Regions from separate parts of the Homo sapiens genome. Here region 2 is linked to region 1. A link is a contact called in ENCODE Hi-C or POLR2A ChIA-PET data. All regions are on one chromosome and are shown on one strand. Each heading gives the region's core, a stretch centred on a gene start or an enhancer-like site at or near the end of the contact. The rest is flanking DNA. Distances are from core to core; before and after follow the strand shown.

Evidence for each region. A loop is a pair of places that touch in the nucleus more often than their neighbours do. ChIA-PET counts read pairs that join two places held with the same protein, here RNA polymerase II (POLR2A). Pooled maps may share reads with other maps.
Region 2: a loop to region 1 is called in a map with no recorded cell type, with 8 times the contacts of the local background. The contact joins two enhancer-like sites. A Hi-C loop is called at or near these places in 1 of 168 maps with a recorded cell type or tissue (OCI-LY7), 16 of 37 single-sample maps with no recorded cell type and 6 of 50 pooled maps. POLR2A ChIA-PET finds 5 or more read pairs at or near these places in 2 of 52 experiments (OCI-LY7 and T-cell).

What each region holds. Positions count from the first base shown.
Region 1 is chr6:88,491,985-88,498,982 of GRCh38, forward strand. No RefSeq gene overlaps it. Among named protein-coding and RNA genes, the nearest start is that of CNR1, 330 kb to the left of the region's middle. Within about 2 kb of position 2,512, at least 2 of the 41 ENCODE cell types and tissues checked have a DNase peak (open chromatin) inside an H3K27ac peak, as active enhancers do; they include OCI-LY7, where a contact is called at or near this core.
Region 2 is chr6:88,612,534-88,619,608 of GRCh38, forward strand. RNGTT (RNA guanylyltransferase and 5'-phosphatase) reads right to left here. Exons shown (of 16, transcript NM_003800.5): 15 at 1,739-1,862; 16 at 1-349. The coding sequence ends at 186. Among named protein-coding and RNA genes, the nearest start is that of RNGTT, 350 kb to the right of the region's middle. Within about 2 kb of position 3,603, at least 3 of the 41 ENCODE cell types and tissues checked have a DNase peak (open chromatin) inside an H3K27ac peak, as active enhancers do; they include OCI-LY7, where a contact is called at or near this core.

The DNA.
Region 1 (6,998 bases), core at 1,262-3,761:
TGAACAACTTTACTATAAAGCAGGGTTTGGAAAACCACGACCCACAGGCCCAATCTGGCCCACAGCCTGTTTTTGTAAATAAAGGTTTATTGGAAGACAGCTCTGCTCATTCATTTATGTATTGTCTGGGGTTATTTATGCACTATAGCAGCAAAGTTGAATAGTCGTTACAAAGACCATATGACGCACAAATCCTAAAATATTTATTGTCTGTCCCTTTACAGAAAAAGTTTGCTGACTCCTGTTATAGAGTAAGAGAAATTTAGGACACAAATTCTGTGCTTTCATTGTACCAAACAATGTAGTTGTTTGTATAGAGAAAACTGTATTTATTCCTACTCTTTTCTGATAATATAAATTTTATATGTTGTTTGGGATAATTTGATCATAAGAATCCAGTGATACTCCTGGCTTGTTGTTTCCCAGGAGGGCTAAGGTTAATGACTCATTCCACTGAGTTCAAAGCAAGGCTGGCAAATAGAGAAGTAAACCATTTCGGGACGACTTCACATGAAGTTTTTCAAGATGATATTAGAAAATCAGGTCTTGGAGAGACAGCTTGTCTTGATATGTACCATTTCTTTTTGAGTCAAACTATCAAATGAAACAGAAGAAATAGAAAAACAGAGCTAGATTTCATAAGATTGATATCATTTTCAGTTTAAAAAGGAGATAATCTCAAATATTCAAAGGACAAAGCTGAAGACGATCTCCCAAAATTAAGCCCAGCTTATGAAGAAGGAATTCCTGAAATATAAAGATCTTTCCCACTGTAAATGATCCTTAAAGTTATTGGACTTGCTAAAGAACCATAAGAACAGAAAGGCCTTTTAATGAGCAAGAACTCATTTGTGTTGCTTTGATATAAGATAATCTGTAGATACATATTTACAGCTAGCTGAAAGTTGACTGGTTCTAAATTTTTTTGAATTTGCTAGAAATAGATTTTTTTTTTCTATTGGGAATAAAGTTTGCGCAGCTAATATCTCCACAAACCTACAAACCAACCAAGTATCACAGATATGCTGAGTCACTGCCATCCAGTGGCTGAACAGAATAACTGCTTTAACCATGAACGGGAGACTAAGCTGGGGGGCTGAAAAGGGTCTCAGGAATGAGTTTTATACAGTGGGCCTCAGTTGGTATTGGTCACATTAAAAGTGTGAAACTTATTTACAGATGGTATAATTGCTTAACTAAAAAACTAATAAACTTCATTAAAACTATTAGAATTAATAAGAGAATTTGGCAAAGAGGCTAAAGATAAGATAAATATACAAAACTGTGAAGCTTTTCCCTAGACTAGCAGTGACCGATTTGAAATGGAAACAGAAACAATAATTCCATCCTCATTAGTAATGAAAGCATGGAAGGGCTGGCCACCTCTCCTCCAGGAGGCTTACTGCACATTCAAGTAAAGTACTCAGGACTATGACACTGATCTGATAGCTTCCCAACCTTCCATCAGGCTCTCAGGACTAGTCCCAGCCTACTGTATATCAGTCCCCTTCAGAAACCCAAGGCTTCCCATTAGCAGTTATATGGATCTCTCAGCCCCCACACTATACTGAACAAGCCTAATCCCATCCAACACCCCTCCCTCCCCAATGTTTTCCCTGAGCTCTGTAAAACTCTTAGTCTGTGATCAGAAACCTAATTTCTGAATGGTTGTCCACCAAGCATGCCTCCCCTGCAGCCCTCTGACAAAGAGGCTATTTTTCACCCCACTTCATGTTCCTCAGGGCCAGGAAGGAGGCAAGCCTATTTCTTATTCACCATTGCCTTTTCCCACTCTGAGGCCACCACTACATAGCTTCTCTTTCTTCAAACCTCTTACTCCTTCCCCCCAAACTCTCATCTGAAGACCGCATCTTATACGTAATTGAGGGAATAAGAGTCATCACTAAAAAGTCCCCCTTCACAGTCTAAATAAAGAAACCAGTGGTTCTCAACCAAGGGAAATTGTTCTCCCCAGGGGACATCCAGCAATGTCTAGAGACATTTTTGATTGTCACAACTGGAGGAGGTGGCTACTACTGGGATATCTTAGCCAGGCATGCTGCTAAATATCCTACAACAGACAGCCCCCAACTACAAAGGACTATCTAGCCCAGAATGTCAATAGTGCCAAGGCTGAGAAGCCCTGGTATAGACGAAACTGCCCAGGCACCCCTTTTATCTCTTACTCCAATGAAGAAGTGTCCCTGCTCCCCTAAAAGCTGGTTATCTCTCATTCTCAAGGACCTTCCTCCTGATATCACCCCCTGCTTCTCTCTCTCTCCCTCTCTCTATATATATATGTATCTTCAGTTCTCCCTCTCTATTATGTATATTCAATTATTCAACAAAAATTACTATATGCCAAACACTCTTCTAAGTGCTGAGGACACAAAACAGATGAAAATTCTTGCCCCTGTGAAACTTATATTTTAAGAGAGGAAATGATCAACATTATAAGTAAGTAAACTATACAGTATTAGTGGGGAGTTAAAAAGAAAAAAACAGGAAAGAGGAACAGAAAGTATGTGGCAGAACAGGGGGTTAAATTTTAAATAGGTGGCTGGGGAAGGACATCCTGATATGCTGAAATTTGAGCTAAATCCAGAAGAAAATAAGGAAAATATTTACCCAAATATCTGGGGAAAGAGCATCCTAAGCAGTGGGAAAAATAAGTGCAAAGAGAGAGAGAGAGCCTGGCTTGGGGTTTGTCTGGTGGGTACAAGGAACAAAGAGAGGCTATGGCAGTTAAAGCAGATTGACCAAGGGGAGAGCTGTAGAAGATGAAGTCAGAGAGGTAGTGAGGGTGAAATGGGGTATAATTTTGGCTTGTACTCATCTAAGTGAGATAGAGAAACTTCAGAGGATTTGAACAAAGGATTTCATCATTTGACTTTCACTTCAACACAAGGGTCAACAAACTACAACCAGCAGGACACCGCTTGCTTTTTTTTGAGACGGAGTTTTGCTCTGTTGCCCAGGCTGGAGTGCAGTGGTGTGGTCTCAGCTCACTGTAACCTCTGCCTCCTGGGTTTAAGTTATTCTCCTGCCTCAGCCTGCTGAATAGCTGGGATTACAGGCACGTGCCACCACACTCAGCTAATTTTTGTATTTTTAGTAGAGAAGGAGTTTCACCATGTTGGCCAGGCTGCTCTCAACTTCTGACCTCAAGTAATCCACCTGCCTTGGCCTCCCAAAATGCTGGAATTACAGGCATGAGCCACCACGCCCAGCCCACCACTTGCTTTTATAAGTAAGGTTTTCTTGAAACACAGCCTCATTCATTTCTTTTGTCTCTGGTGGCTTTCAAGCTATAATGGTAGAAGTGAATAGGTGGGACAGAGACGACATGGTCCATAAAACCTGACATACTTACTATTTGGCCCTTTACAGAAAGAGTGGAGAAGAACTCTTTAATAAAGCCAGGAAGCTCAGAAACCATACATGAAAAGATATATTTGACAGCAAAAAAATTCAAATTCATTTAGGAAAAGTTATAAACAAAGTACAGAAACAAATAAGAGATTGGAAAAATATTCATTACAAATAAAACTTTAATATTGCTAATATATTCTCCCTCAGTATCTGTGGGGGATTAGTTCCAGGTTCCCAAGGATTGCTGAAGTCCCTTCTATAAAATAGCATAGTATTTGCATATAACCTACATACATCCTCTTGTATACTTTAAATCATCTGTTGATTACTTCTAATACCTAATATAATGTAAATGCTGTGTAAATAGTTGTTATACTCTATTGTTTTTTATTTAGATTTTTTTTATTCTTGTCTTGTCATTTTTTTCTTTTTTAGTTTTTGGAATACTTTCTAATCATGGTTGGTTGCATCTGCAGATGTGGAACCCGAGGATACAGAACACTGACTGTACACAAAAAAAGTCCCTACAAATTGATAGAAAACAACCCAAAAATCCAGGAGGAAAAAACAGGCAGGGGATATGAACAAGCAACTCACAGAAGAGAAAATGCAAATAGCCGATAAACATATTAAAAGATGCTCAGCATCACTGGTGGTCAGATAAATACAAAGTAAAACCACAAGAAGACACCATTTACCACTTCAAAATGTAAGAGAGCAATAACAGTTAGTGCTGACTGGGATGCAGGGGAACAGGCACTTCCTTCCACTAAGGGTGGGAATGTGATTATGTCAGAATTTTGAAAAAGTAATCTGACAGTATCTATTAATATTAAAATACATATATTTCTAGAACAAGCAATTCCACTTTGGGAAATATACCCTACAAAAATAAAAGTACGAGTTCATATGTATATACCAGGATATTTTTGCAACATTATTTGTCCTGGTAAACAATTCCCAGGGAAAAAAAAAGGAATATCTAATAATAAGCATAGCTCATATATAATATTATGTAGCTATTTAAAAGACTTTATCTGAGACAAAAGGAAAAACTCTGTAACATACAAAGAGGTCTCAGGAATCAATCTTGAAAAGAATGAATACTCCAAACTTTCTAATGGGCATAGGATACTAACACATAGTTCACAGAAAAAAATTAAATCCCCTTGAAGACTGGAAAACATACTCAATCTCCCTTATAATAAGAAAAATGCAAAGTTAAAACTACCCTGAGATACCAGTTTTCACCTATCATATTGGCAAGGAAGAGAAAGTTTAATGACTCGCCACGATGGCAAGAGTGTGGGGATTTGGGTCCCACCTTACTGGTGAACTATAAATGGCACAACCTCTCTGGAGAACAATTGGACTATAAGTGTCAAAACTGAAATCAGCAATGGACCTAGCAAGTCCCTTTCTAGAAATGTATCCCACAGATAAATATACATGTATGCAAAGTGATATAATTACAAGGTTATTCATTCCAACATTGTTTGTAAATGCCAGAGTAGGAAAAAAAACAGCTGAATTTCCACTGGAAGTACATTAAATATATTTTGTATTTCCATATAATGGAAAGCTAGGCAGTCATTTAAAAGAACGAAACCAAATAATAATAATAATAATAATAACAAAGAATGAGGCAGTTTTACAAACTGATAAGGAACACTTTCCAAGATATATTATTAAGTGAAAAAAGCAAGAGAAAACAATGTGAGAAGAATTCTACCCAGAATAGAACAGGTTTTCAGGCATAGAACAGCACTGCAGGGCTTCAAAAGAGAACTGATAACAGTGATTGCTCTGAGAAGGGGAAATGAGTGGCTTTGGGACAGGAATACTAGGAGCACAATTTTCACCAAATAATATTTATTCCTTTTTATATTTTTTATCGTGTGCATGTATTATCTTTACAAAAATAAATAAAATTTCATTTAAAAAGAAGAGCTATATGTTTGGACCTAGAGAGTTCTCTATAATGTATTAAGTAAGAATAAGAAGTTGCAGAGTATTAATATGGGCAATAGGATACCATTTTTGTCAAAACATTAAATAAAACAGAGAAGTATGGTGATACGGCTTGGCTGTGTCCCCACTCAAATCTCACCTTGAATTGTAATAATCCCCACGTATCAAGGGCGTGACCAGGTGGAAGTAATTGGTTTATGGGGGCAGTTTCCTCCATGCTGTTCATGCGATAGTGAGTTCTCACAAGATCTGATAATTTTATCAGGGGCTTTTCCCCTCTTTGTTTGCACTTCTCCTTCCTGCCACCATGTGAAGAGGAACGTGTTTGCTTCTCCTTCTACCGTGACTGTAAATTTCCTGAGGCCTCCCCAGCCGTGCTGAACTGTGAGTCAATTAAACCTCTTTCCTTTATAAATTACCCAGTCTCGGGTATGTCTTTATTAGCAGTATGAGAACAAACTGATACAAATGGTAAGAACTAGGAACATAGATTATCTCAGTGGGAATGAATTTTTAGTGGAGTGGGAAGATTATTAGCTTTTCTTTACATGTCTCTTTCCTTATTTATTATAAGAAAATAGCATCATTTAAAAATTTTTAATAGTCTTAATATAGTAAAGAAAAAATGCCTTGGTGGATTAAAAGTGATGTTTATTTGCTTTGTTACACTTTTGTGGCATCTTCTGATATATATTGCAGTGAGCTCAAAACCACACACTGAGAGTTTCACACTGTTAGCATCGTTCCTCTCCTGTCATCTCCATCCTATATCTGCTCACTCCAGCCTACATGCTCTCCAGTCCAAAGACATGGGATGAATTTTATTCAAGACACAATTCCAGGTAATTCCACTCTACATTTAAAAACACCCAACAGTCCACATTGCCGTTGAACACACACTGCACACTTGAAGATCTACTGTCTTCACTTCTCCTTTGGCCATTGGTAGAAGCTGCTGTATTACTGCATAAGCACTACAGTGCCATGGCAGGCCATAATGGAGCTTCAGGCAAAAGGACAAACCAGTAATATTGACCCTGTCTTTACTTAAAATGTTAATATTTTGTTCATCATGGATTTTTGGCAATAATTTCAATTTTTGAAATGTTGTATAACTATCTTAATGAGTTTTTCAGTAATCCTTTAAATTTCGCACCCAAGGCAAATGCCTCACTCATCTCCTTGAGCCTGGCCCTGCCCAGGCCGAGACAAAGTGAAAAGGGGGCATTGGCATGGGCTTGATCCAGAACCCAGAAATTATCCTGGGGGTTTATGCACTGCCAAGGCCACTGGGTGACTTTAAGCACTCCAGTCTGCCCAGCGGGAGTACATGAGCTCCACTTGCTTATGTCTCTTATGCTAGAACTGCCCTGTCCGGTAGAGTAATCCTAGGCACATGTGGAGATTTAAGTTAATGCAAATTACAAATGTAGAAGGAGGAGGCAGCCCCTGATACACATCTGAGGCAGCTCTTTGAGGGCTGATAGGGAGCTCCACGGGAAATGTATGGAGCATAACACAATGTCTGATTCATGATAGCCATGAAGTAATTGGTTTCTTCATTCATTCAGTCAGCATACATTCACTGAGTACCACTAATATGCTTTTCTAGCTATTCTGGAGGCAGTGGTGAACAAAACAGACCAAAATGTTTC
Region 2 (7,075 bases), core at 2,353-4,852, 120 kb after region 1:
ACTGAGGAAACGAATGCATCAAGTATTTACAGGCTGGCTACGATAACTTTCTTTTTTTAAAAAAAATTCAAATGTGTATCAACATCAAGCCACAGTCGTTTTTCAATTTCTCTGGCTACAAAAATGGGCAACAGCGTTTTTTCCTCATTCCTCTTTCTTCTTAACCCTCAAGTCACAGGCAGGTCTTAGGTTAAAGGGCGTGGTCTTTTGGGAGGTGGTGGTGGCATGAGCTCCGTGTCAGGGTCCAGATGATGTTTTCGCTTCTGTCCTTGAGAAGCTGCAGTACATCTGTCGATGAACTCAAACAGCATCTCCTTGGTGACAGGGTTTGAGATGCTGTTACACACAGCTGTGGACAAAGGGAGACAGGTCTCATGTGAGGGTTAATTAAGGCAGCTGACTCACCACAGGCTTATGAGAAAGGTTTTCATCCCAATATACTAAATACTTTCCATTTTACCCATTTGAGTGATGTGCTTCACATTGAACTATCTCCTCCCTACCCTACACCCAAAATATGTGCTTGTCTAATGGCTACTCTTTACTGCAGTATTAATTTTAAACCAAAACTTTAAATGTTTGGGCTATAAGCATGTCTTCCCCACGGTTTTCTATCCCTCCCAAACCAGTTTTTATGGGATTTTAATCTAACACAACACATTGCACCATAGTCTGTATTCAACTAAAACTTCTACAGAAAACGTGCACTATAGTCCTTCAATCTTTCTCTCAGAAAGAAGTCTACTCTACGAAACATAAAACATGGCACCAGCCACCATTCCTGTTGAATAGGTGGTTTCATTGTAGCTAGCAGACCATATTATCTTCTCTTATCAAAATTTAGTGCCAGTCCTTTTCATTTTATTTACCTATTTGGTCTTAGAAGAAAAGACATTGGCTTAATCATCCTGACTTTTGAAATTAACTCATCTTGTCTGAACATGGATGCTAGTTCCAATGAGAACTCCTAAATGTACAACAGTAACTTTTAAACTGCAAAGCTGAAATTGGCAATTTCAATATTTTCTCATTAGCTTATCATATCATCATCATCATCCTCCTCATCAACTGCACATTCTAAAAGTAAAGTTTGATTAACCTGTTATCTTGGTTTTTACCTTTTTTCAACTCCACTAAAAATGCAATCCAGAACAACAACTGCTACTGGTAGTGGTATACCTTATAAACTTCAATTAATTTGTGTTGTTCCCCATGAAAGAAACTTACTATTCTGAATTCCCAAAGCATTCATATTGTACCCAAAGAACACTCTGAAGAATAGCATAGCAGATTTTGTCTTTTTAAATGGTTTTCGTTTACTTTGTTCTCCATTGTTTATAAAGCTATTTTAAGAGCTGGAAATTACATTTTCCCCTGATAATTTTGTCTTTTACCATCTGGCAAACAATGGTTTTTATAGTTTTGAATAGATCTGAAATTATCATGGTTTCTGTTGTTGTTGTTGTTCAATAAATTCAACTTGTATACAGCCCAGTATCCTGCCCTTTAAACTTCTCTTTTGGGTGCATGGGCACAAGATCACCAGTTTAGAGAGTAGAACCTACAAGCCAACTGGAGCCAAACAGAATACAGACTTGACGTATCTTTCCCATCAAACAAGGATGAAGTCCAAATGACTATGCCCCATTAAGCAAAACAACAAAGGCAGCACACTTTGGGTCTAACACCTTAATTTTTGTTTTAAATATAATAAGCACTGGTAAGTTGTCATACTCACCCATGGCAGTGTTGTAGGCATTAGGAAAACTTTTGTCTGTTCTCTGTCTCATGAAGACCCAGCTGTTGTTCTCAAATTTGCATTCTATAATTTTGTTGTCATACTGTTTCAGCTCTTTTGTCACCTGTTTTGAAAGAGAATTGAGGAAAATATTTAAATAACTTGAAAGGCTTTTTGCTTCTACTATGTGACAGGCACATTAGGAAATGATAAAAATACCTCAGTAACTCTTCATGCAGAGAGCTCTTTGTCATCTGAAGTATCTAATCAAGCTTAAGGTATGGTGTGCACTCCCTTGTACACATGCTCACTTATCCGACATTTTATAAATAATTGTGAAAATGGCTGTCAATATATAGCAATTAAAAGAAGCTAGGCAGAAACCAGCCATGCTGGGCCAAATGCAAATATGTTACCATGGGGACCAATACCTTCAATATTGTCTGTGTCTCTACGGCTTTCAGAAATTGAGTATACTGCCTAGGTTTCATCAACTTTCAGAAAGGTCTAACCATCTAAATTCCTATGTTAAAATCTAAGAAATGCCGTGTACTAGTTAAATGAAAAAGTTACATATCAATAGTGAATACTAGGATCAAATTCAGGCAATGTACATCCTAAATATTTTGCTTTCCAAGCAGTGACAATTAACCAACAATCTAATCTTCAGGAAACTTAGCCTTTCCATCCCCAAACTAGTACAAATTTACAGATGAAGCTATTTGTGACATTAGTTGATGGGTTTTTTGGCTTCTTCACCTCAGATGACTGAATATGGATACTCTATCAAAGCTAACAAGTATCCATGGTAACTACGAACCTTTTAAAAGATATTTCACTGGGCTGTGAGAATGGTTTTCATAAATAGGAACCTAAGCTTATCTTTGTAGTTTTCAAATCAAATGCCAGTCATGGTAATATTTTAATTCTGTCCTCATCTTTCATGGCTAACAACTTTTCCTCACAATATGGTAGACTGCAATCATTTAACTTCATTAGCATTATCTGAAACATTCTCATTTTTCTACCCACATATTCACTACCACCTAGGAATATGACGAGAAGTAAGTTTTTAAAAGATGCTTTCAATTCGCAGATTAGGCAGCACATGTCTTCATAAAAACTTTCAAACTATATTCCTTTCCCTTTACATTTGATTGTACCATCTGCATTTTCAACAAATCCAACAGGTGCAATACACTCAGTGGTTTTGGAACTAGACATGCCCAAAAAAGTGATATTCCAAGTAGCAAACTTGCCAAATTTATCCTCAAATATTCATTATTTTAGTCTCAATTCTCTTGCCTTGCTTTCTAGGGACCCATTCTTTTATTTTGGAAACACTGTGTATATGCAAGTATTGGACAACTCATTCAGTTAGGTAAACACAGTTTTGCTATACCACATGTAAGGTCTAACAGAAATAAGTTTCTAAACCTTTCAGTGTCTATTTCCTAATTTCTAAAATGGGGAACAAGTTCCTAATTTACTGGGTCACTGAAAGAATAATAATTGAAAGTGCCTGGGACATAGAACAATCAGTAAAATTGTTAACCAAATATAAAATTAGGCAATGAAACATTGCTTTTTAAAATCTGTGGTAAAAAAACATTGAATTTTCCATCTTAACCATTTTTAAGTGTACAGTTCAGCAATGCTAAGTGTATGTCTAGAACTTTTCCATCTTGCAACACTGAAATGCTATACTCCCTAAACACTAATTGCCCCCCTTCCCCTCTACCCAGACCTTGATAACTGCCTTTCTACTTTCTGTTTCTATGATTTTGACTACTTTAGATACTTCATACGAGTATTAACAGAATCACACACTATTTGTCCTTTTGTGATTGGCTTGTTTCACTTAGCATAATGTCCTTGAGGTTTATTCATGTTGTAGCATGTGACAGAAATTCTTTCTTTTTAAAGGTAGAATAATATTCCACTGTATGTATACACCACATTTTCTTTAGCCATTCATCTGTCAATGGACACGTGGGCTGCTTCTACCTCTTGGCTATTTTGGATAATGTTGCAAAGAACGTGGGTGTGAAAATATCTCTTTGAGATCCGGTTTTAAATTATTTTGGCTATACACCCAGAGGCAGTATCACTGGATCATAATTTTATTTTTAATCTTTTGAGGACCCCTTTGTTTTCCATAATGGCTGCATCAATTTACATTCTCACTAACAGTATGCAAGGGTTCCAATGTCACATCCTTAACACCTGTTAGTTTTTGTTCCTTTTTTTTTTAAAAAAAATTGACGCCCATTGTTTACTGTGCTCTAATTTAAACTTTTTGTTCTTTCATAGTGGCCATCCTGATGGTGTCAGGTGCTATCTCATTGTGGTCTTGATTTGCATTTCACTAATGACTGAGAATCTTTCCATGTGCTTATTGGCTGTATACTTTCTTCAGTATACTTTCTTCAGTATACAAGAAACTTTGTCAATTTTTTTAATTGGGTTGTTTATTGTTGTTGAGATGTAGGAGTTCCTTATATATTCTGGACATTAACTTCTTATCAGATGTACAATTTGCAATTATTTTCTCCCATTCTGTAGGCTGCCTTTTCACACTGCTGATTGATTCCTTTGATGTACATAAGTTTTTAACTTTGATGTAGTCCTCTTTGTCTATTTTTTATTTTGTTGCCTATGATTTTGGTGTTGCACACAAGAAATCATTGCCTAATCCAATGTCCTAAAGATTTGTCCTGGCCGGGCACAGTGGCTCACGCCTGTAATCCCAGCACTTTGGGAGGCCGAGGTGGGCAGATCATGAGGTCAGATCGAGACCATCCTGGCTAACACAGTGAAACCCTGTCTCTACTAAAAATACAAAAAGATTAGCCGGGCGTGGTGGCAGGTGCCTGCAGTCCCAGCTACTCGGGAGGCTGAGGCAGGATAATGGCATGAACCTGGGAGGCGGAGCTTGCAGTGAGCTGAGATCGTGCCACTGCACTCCAGCCTGGGCAAGAGAGGGAGACTCCATCTCCAAAAAAAAGATTTCTCCTATGTTATCTTTTACAAGTTTAATAGTTTAAGGTCTTATGTTTTGGTCTTTATTTTTGTGTTAATTTTTGTATATGGTGTAAGGTAGGGGTTCAACTTCATTCTTTTGCATGTGGATATTGCTTTCCCAACACTGTTAGTTGAAGATATTGATTGTCCCTTCCCATTGTGTAGTATTGGCGCCCTTGTGGCAAATCATTTGGCCATATATGCAATGATTTATTTCTGGGCTCTCTATTCTGCTCCATTGATTTGTATCTCTATCTTTATGCCAGTAATTAAGTATGCCATCTAAATTAGATGCTTTGAAGTATGTTTTGAAATCAGGAAGTGTGAGGCCTCCAACTTTGTTCTTTCTCAAGATTGTTTTGGCCTTTTGGGGTCTATTGAGATTCTGTATGAATTTTAAGATAGTTTTTTAATTTCTGCAAAAAATACTATTGGGATTTTGATAGGGGTGGAATGCATTTTAGTAGTATAGATGTTTTAACAATATTAAGTCTTCCAATCCACAAGCACCAATGTCTTTCTATTTATTTGTATCTTCTTTGATTTCTTTCAGCAAGAAACACTGCTTAATTAAAAAAAAAAAACCTTAGAAGTAAATTTACTAAAGGAACCATGATGACATAGGAAGGCTGACTTTGAAAACAGCTGTCAAGAAAATTTTATCATATGTACTTTACAAGAATGGCTTGCTAGTCAACAATGTGTAGTCTGCACTTTTGCTGACTAGCAACTGTGGTCTTTATCATATAGCTTATCATTCTTGTGTTCTCAGTTTCAGAATTGCTATAAATTATGTTACTCAATCTGACTGTAACAATTAAGCAGTACTATTAACTATCTGTGTATCTCCTTGGCCACTAAAAATCTGGTAAACAGAGCTTTCCAGAAAATGCACGTACCTGCCACTACTAACCTAAACGTATTTCCGTATTTAAGAACAATACATCATTCTTCATTGATCACACCAGTTATAGTCCCAAGATAGATGCACTACAAGTTACTCATTTGGTTAGGTGGTAAAATATATTTAACTAATAAAAATAATATCTCCCACATGTATACAAACTAAAAACAGTTTCCAATAATGGTCGGATCAAAAGAATGACCGGTATAAGGGAGAGGAGTTTAATTTTAGATCTAATTTGTTACTATGACAATAATCATCCTCAGCCAATTACATATTATTATTTACTAAAACAGGACCCCATCAGGTCTTCTAATCAACTGTTATCCTAGTTTGAGTTAATGAGACCTTGAAAGTAAAAAGAATAAAATATTTATAAAACAAGATTTCACATCTGTACCCCAAATTACATTGAACTGATGAGGTTTTACTGTTTCTGAAAAAAACAGAGCAACACACCATATATTTTATGTTGAAAAAAATTTGTTGCCTGTATCCATCTGATTGCATACCACACTTTTATACTATTTGAATCTATAAATAATCTGGGGTTAAGAAACTATCAGATGAAAACGGATCTAGTACTTCTCAAGATTTTAAATTAGCAGCTCAAAGAAAAGTTTCACTTATTAATTTTGGCATTCATCTGTAACTCTTGCCTGAGCAATTATTCCTGCGGTGTTCTAATGGGATTTTTCTGTATCCTCCATTCCTTCTACATCTATTATCTAGAGTTCTTCCATAAGAAAGATTTGTCCCTTCTCCCCTATTTATTCATTTAATTGCTTATCTGTATTGGTATGGACTCATGGATATTTATTTTATTATTTGGTTTATAATAAAATACTCGTCACTTATTTCATTGCTCAAATTGTTCTAGTTTTGGCCACTGAAAACTCTCAGGTTGGCTTCCATGTCTTTTTATCTTGCTTCCACCTTTTCTCCATGGGGCTCCCTACCACAGATTTTTCTTTTTTTTTTTCTGAGACAAAGTCTCAGTCTGTCACCCAGGTTGGAGTGCAGTGGTGCGGTCACAGCTCACTGCAGCCTCAACTTCCTTGGCTCAAGTCATCCTCCCGCCTCAGCCTCCCAAGCAGTTGAGACCACAGTTGTGCACTACCACACCTGGCTAATATTGCAATTTTTTTTGTAGAGATGGGGTATCCCCATGTTGTTCAGGATGGTCTCAAACTCCTGGGCTTAAGCAATCCTCTGGCCTTGGCCTCCCAAAGTGCTGGGATTACATGGGTGAGCCACTGCACCCAGCCCATTGGGGATTTTTTTAAAGAACAGAATTACTCTTCAACAGTCCAGGTTATGCTAAGAAAGTACTGCCACAACTTATTTTGGTCAGAATTAAAAATTATTATTAAGAAGAAGGACAGAGGGAGAAAGAAGGAAAGAAGAAC